Linked DNA regions of Homo sapiens: region 1 is linked to region 2. Evidence: chromatin contacts called from ENCODE Hi-C or POLR2A ChIA-PET data. All regions are on one chromosome and are shown on one strand. Each heading gives the region's core, a stretch centred on a gene start or an enhancer-like site at or near the end of the contact. The rest is flanking DNA. Distances are from core to core; before and after follow the strand shown. Region 1 has its middle 20 kb from the start of MIR4675. Region 2 overlaps PLXDC2 (plexin domain containing 2).

Region 1 (2,700 bases), core at 80-2,579, 710 kb before region 2:
GTCTGGGAGTCTGAGATCAGGATGCCACCATGGTCATGTTCTGGTGAGGACCCTCTTTCTGGTGCTGACTGCCCAACTTCTTCTTGTGTCCCTAAATGGAGGAGAGAGAGCTCTGTGGGTTTCCTTTTATAATGGTATTGTATTAGTCTGTTTTCATGTTGCTGATAATGACATACCTGAGACTGGGGAATTTATACAGGAAAAAGGGTTAATGGACTTAAACAGTTCCACGTGGCTGGGGAAGCCTCACAATTAGAGGGTAAGGCAAGGAGGAGCAAGTCACCTCTTACATGGATGGCAGCAGACAAAGACAGGTTGTGCAGGGGAATTTCTCTTTCTAAAACCATCAGATCTTGTAAGACTTATTCACTATTACAAGAACAGCACAGGAAAGACTTGCCTCCTGGGAGAATTACCTCAATTAACTCCCACTGGGAGAATTCAAGATGAGATTTCGGTGGGGACACAGCCAAACCATATCAGGCACTAATCCTATTCATGGGGGTTCCACTCTCATGACCTAATCACTTTCTAAAGACTCTGCCTCCACTGGGAACAGTGGCTAAGGCCAGTAATCTCAGCACTTTGGGAAGCTGAGGTGAGCAGATGAGTTGAGGCCAGGAGTTCAAGACCAGCATGGCCAACATGGTGAAACCCTACCTCTATTAAAAATACGAAAATTAGCCAGGTGTCTTGGTGCATATCTGTAGTCCCAGCTACTTGGGAGGCTGAGACATGAGAATCACTTGAACCTGGAAGGTGGAGGTTGCAATAAGCCAAGATTGTGCCACTGCACTCCAGCCTGGCTGACACAGCAAGACTCTGTCTTAAAAATAAATAAATAAATAAATATAAAAATAAAGACTCTGCCTCCTAACATTGTCCCAGTAGGGATTAGATGTTAACCTATACATTGTGCGGAGACACAAACATTCAGTTCATAACAAGGAGTGTTAATGGAAAAACCCTGGCCACTACTATTTGTGTGGCATCAGAAAGGAGTGAAGTTCTTCTCAACTATATTAATATCTCTTGACCTCCAAATTGGAATATTTTGTATTGGTGGATCTGAAGCACGCCTTAAGAATCTAGATTACAGGAGAAGTGAGCCAAGATGGCCGAATAGGAACAGCTCCGGTCTACAGCTCCCAGCGTGAGCAATGCAGAAGACGGGTGATTTCTGCATTTCCATCTGAGGTACCGGGTTCATCTCACTAGGGAGTGCCAGACAGTGGGCGCAGGTCAGTGGGTGCAGCACACCATGCGCGAGCCGAAGCAGGGTGAGGCATTGCCTCACTCAGGAAGCGCAAGGGATCAGGGAGTTCCCTTTCCTAGTCAAACAAAGGGGTGGCAGACAGCACCTGGAAAATCGGGTCACGCCCACCTTAATACTGTGCTTTTCCGACAGGCTTAAAAAACGGCCCACCAGGAGATTATGTCCTGCACCTGGCTCGTAGGGTCCTACGCCCAAGGAGTCTCGCTGATTCCTAGCACAGCAGTCTGAGATCAAACCACAAGGCGGCAGCCAGGCTGGGGGAGGGGCACCCGCCATTGCCCAGGCTTGCTTAGGTAAACAAAGCAGTCTAGAAGCTGGAACTGGGTGGTGCCCAACACAGCTCAAGGAGGCCTGCCTGCCTCTGTAGGCTCCACCTCTGGGGGCAGGGCACAGACAAACAAAAAGACAGTAGTAACCTCTGCACACTTAAATGTCCCTCTCTGACAGCTTTGAAGAGAGCAGTGGTTCTCCCAGCATGCAGCTGGAGATCTGAGAACAGGCAGACTGCCTCCTCAAGTGGGTCCCTGACCCCTGACCCCAGGCAGCCTAACTGGGAGGCACCCCCCAGTAGCGGCAGACAGACACCTCACACGGCCGGGTACTCCTCTGAGACAAAACTTCCAGAGGAACGATCAGAGAGCAGCATTCGTGGTTCACGAAAATGCACTGTTCTGCAGCCACCGCTGCTGGTACCCAGGAAAACAGCGTCTGGAGTGGACCTCTAGCAAACTCCAACAGACCTGCAGCTGAGGGTCCTGTCTGTTAGAAGGAAAACTAACAAACAGAAAGGACATCCACACCAAAAACCCATCTGTACATCACCATCATCAAAGACCAAAAGTAGATAAAACCACAAAGATGGGAAAAAAAACAGAGCAGAAAAACTGGAAACTCTAAAAAGCAGAGCGCCTCTCCTCCTCCAAAGGAATGCAGTTCCTCACCAGCAATGGAACAAAGCTGGATGGAGAATGACTATGACGAGTTGAGAGAAGAAGGCTTCAGATGATCAAACTACTCCAAGCTACTGGAGGAAATTCAAACCAAAGGCAAAGAAGTTAAAAACTTTGAAAAAAATGTAGACGAATGTATAACTAGAATAACCAATACAGAGAAGTGCTTAAAGGAGCTGATGGAGCTGAAAGCCAGGGCTGGAGAACTGCATGAAGAATGCAGAAGCCTTAGGAGCTGATGCGATCAACTGGAAGAAAGGGAATCAGTGATGGAAGAGGAAATGAATGAAATGAAGTGAGAAGGGAAGTTTAGAGAAAAAAGAATAAAAAGAAATGAACAAAGCCTCCAAGAAATATGAGACTATGTAAAAAGACCAAATCTACGTCTGATTGGTGTACCTGAAAGTGACGGGGAGAATGGAACCAAGTTGGAAAACACTCTGCAGGATATTATCCAGGAGAACTTCCCCAATC
Region 2 (2,700 bases), core at 68-2,567:
AGAGGCGGGGTTTCACCATGCTGGCCAGGCTGGTCTGGAACTCCTCACCTCAGGTGATCCGCCCACCTCGGCCTCCCAAAGTGCTGGGATTACAGGCATGAGCTGCCGTGCCCAGCCTGCAGCTGAAGACTTTAGATCCCATGATCAAGGCTGTTGATCAACTCATTCCTCTTTAAAAACATAATGTTTCTGCAATAGGAGATAGCTTTTAGGAAAAAATGACAAAACTAATTGATAAGGACACATATTTTCTTTTCTTTTTTTTTTTTTTTGAGACGGAGTCTCGCTCTGTCGCCCAGGCCGGACTGCGGACTGCAGTGGCGCAATCTCGGCTCACTGCAAGCTCCGCTTCCCGGGTTCCCGCCATTCTCCTGCCTCAGCCTCCCGAGTAGCTGGGACTACAGGCGCCCGCCACCGCGCCCGGCTAATTTTTTTTTGTATTTTTAGTAGAGACGGGGTCTCACCTTGTTAGCCAGGATGGTCTCGATCTCCTGACCTCATGATCCACCCGCCTCGGCCTCCCAAAGTGCTGGGATTACAGGCGTGAGCCACCGCGCCCGGCCGGACACATATTTTCTACATACTCTGTGAGTATCTGATGCTTACAGTGAAGAAACCTGTCTGGAGCAAAATTATTATCTTTCATTATTAAGTTTTATTCAAATACATTCTCCCTGACAAGAGTTTATTTCTGAAGATCACACTGAAATGTGCAAATTCTCCTGATTATAATAATTCCAAACCTCTAGGCAGACATCCATGAACAACAACAACAAAAATTACCTTTGATATAAATGTTCTACACTACAATTATGTCTCAGTCCAAACTTACCCAACCTCAAGCTCCAAAACTTGTATCTGTTCTCTAAAGGAAAAAGAAACTCATATTTCATATTTTTAAAATTTTGCAGGTAGCCTCAAGTCATTGATTGATAAAATAATCAACCTGTCTTTTGTCCAACAATATGACAGATGTCCATTTTACAATAAATGTTCACTTGAATTAACCCCTCTATTATATCACTGTGCTCTAGGTTTATATGTAAACAGAAACTTTAGTGATTATGTCTCAACAGCAACACTCTCATAACAAACTCTACAAATGAGTAATATTTCAAAGTAAATTGTTTAACTCCAACAAAAGCAGGAAATAACAGAAAAATATTCAACCAGAGAAGAACAACTAAAATAAGTGTAAATTATATGATAAACATAAACTACTTCCCTCTAAAACAGAAAAGGGAATAATAGAGGAAATTAGCAGTTTATCTGCCCTCTGGTGGCAATGAAATCAACTGCAGCATTTACTAAAGTAACGCATAATAAAATGTCCCTGTTATGAAATCAGATGTTGTTCCTGTGCCAACATGTCTGTAATAAAGATCCTGATTGTTGCATGACAAACGTCAAGACTGCTGGACTTTTCCCCCCATACTGAATTTTTATATAGACTATTTTACAAATAAAGTTGTATACTTTTTTCTGTTTCACCTTGCTTTTTTTATATATTCAGTAAGCTAACCATTTAATTACAATATTTTTTTCATAAAACTACATGTAAATGATGTCCAGGAAAGAAGCTACTTCTGTTTATAAAAGTCTTCGAAAATTTGGCAAGGAATTTAAAACCATTCTTTTAAAAATCAATCCTATCAATATATGGGTTTCTAGAGTATATTTCCCATCAGAAATATTCAACTAGCTTAAAATACCAGTACACTGATGTTGAACATTTTAAGTATTTTATATTTCCCACAGCAAGGGCTTTTAATTATATGGCCAATCTTACTTTGGGATGAATTTCATCCTCAATTTCTGAACTTCTTGGCATAGCAAATGTGTGTGTATTGTGTGTGTGTGTGTGTGTGTGTGTGTGTGTGTATACATATATTCTTTTTTCAGTAACGTTACTGGAACAGGTTTATAAAAAGATAAACATTTGCTGGCATTTATTTTTTTTTCCTTTACTGCAAATGCATTATTTATTCCTAGTGCCAAAGAAGTTTTTAAATAAACAACTTGGGATGCACATTGGCACACACATCCTTTTAACCTCGTTTGTGGTGGAGTTAATTGTTTTTATTAAGCATCTATTCATACCGTGAATAAGTACATGAAAATTACTGTTGCAATTTTTAAATAACTGTGTCCTTTCCTGGAAGGCTAAAAGTGTTATTTTTTCGGACCAATGAAACGTATCAGAGAAATAAACAAAAGGCATAGTCTACTGTCATAAATCATACACAGTCAAGAACAACCTATGTCCATTAATGCAGAACAATTAAATGTGACAAAGACAAGTCAACACCCAAGAAATCTGCATTTTGTTCTCAGCTTTAAAAGTGTTGTCATCCTATTGCCTCCCTGCACATACACCCCAACACACACACCCCTTCAACCATAAATAAGAGCGCAGAGTCAGTATCTGTGCTTTATCTAGAACAGTTTACACCAGGGACAGGCGAAGTGTTGTGACTGTCTTCTAAGTCGCGGCTTGGTAAATTTCACTCAAGGGTTTCCTTCAAGATCTTCAAGATTCACCTTGCCTGGAATCCCCAGGTGTCCCCCAACCTTCCATCTGTGACTCTCTAGTTGACTGTTGAGGACGCATGCATACTTTCCGGGCAATCATTTAAATTACACACACACACACACACACACACACACACACACACACACACACACCAGAAAAGAACAAAT

Evidence for each region. Hi-C counts contacts between places; a loop is a spot of excess contacts on that map. ChIA-PET counts read pairs that join two places held with the same protein, here RNA polymerase II (POLR2A). Pooled maps may share reads with other maps.
Region 1: a loop to region 2 is called in a map of MCF 10A, with 32 times the contacts of the local background. The contact joins two enhancer-like sites. A Hi-C loop is called at or near these places in 1 of 168 maps with a recorded cell type or tissue (MCF 10A) and 1 of 50 pooled maps. POLR2A ChIA-PET finds 5 or more read pairs at or near these places in 1 of 52 experiments (MCF 10A).

Annotation. Positions count from the first base shown.
Region 1 is chr10:20,530,245-20,532,944 of GRCh38, reverse strand. No RefSeq gene overlaps it. Among named protein-coding and RNA genes, the nearest start is that of MIR4675, 20 kb to the left of the region's middle. Within about 2 kb of position 1,329, at least 2 of the 41 ENCODE cell types and tissues checked have a DNase peak (open chromatin) inside an H3K27ac peak, as active enhancers do.
Region 2 is chr10:19,818,213-19,820,912 of GRCh38, reverse strand. All of the region lies in intron 1 of PLXDC2 (plexin domain containing 2), which reads right to left. Among named protein-coding and RNA genes, the nearest start is that of PLXDC2, 3.1 kb to the right of the region's middle. Within about 2 kb of position 1,317, at least 3 of the 41 ENCODE cell types and tissues checked have a DNase peak (open chromatin) inside an H3K27ac peak, as active enhancers do.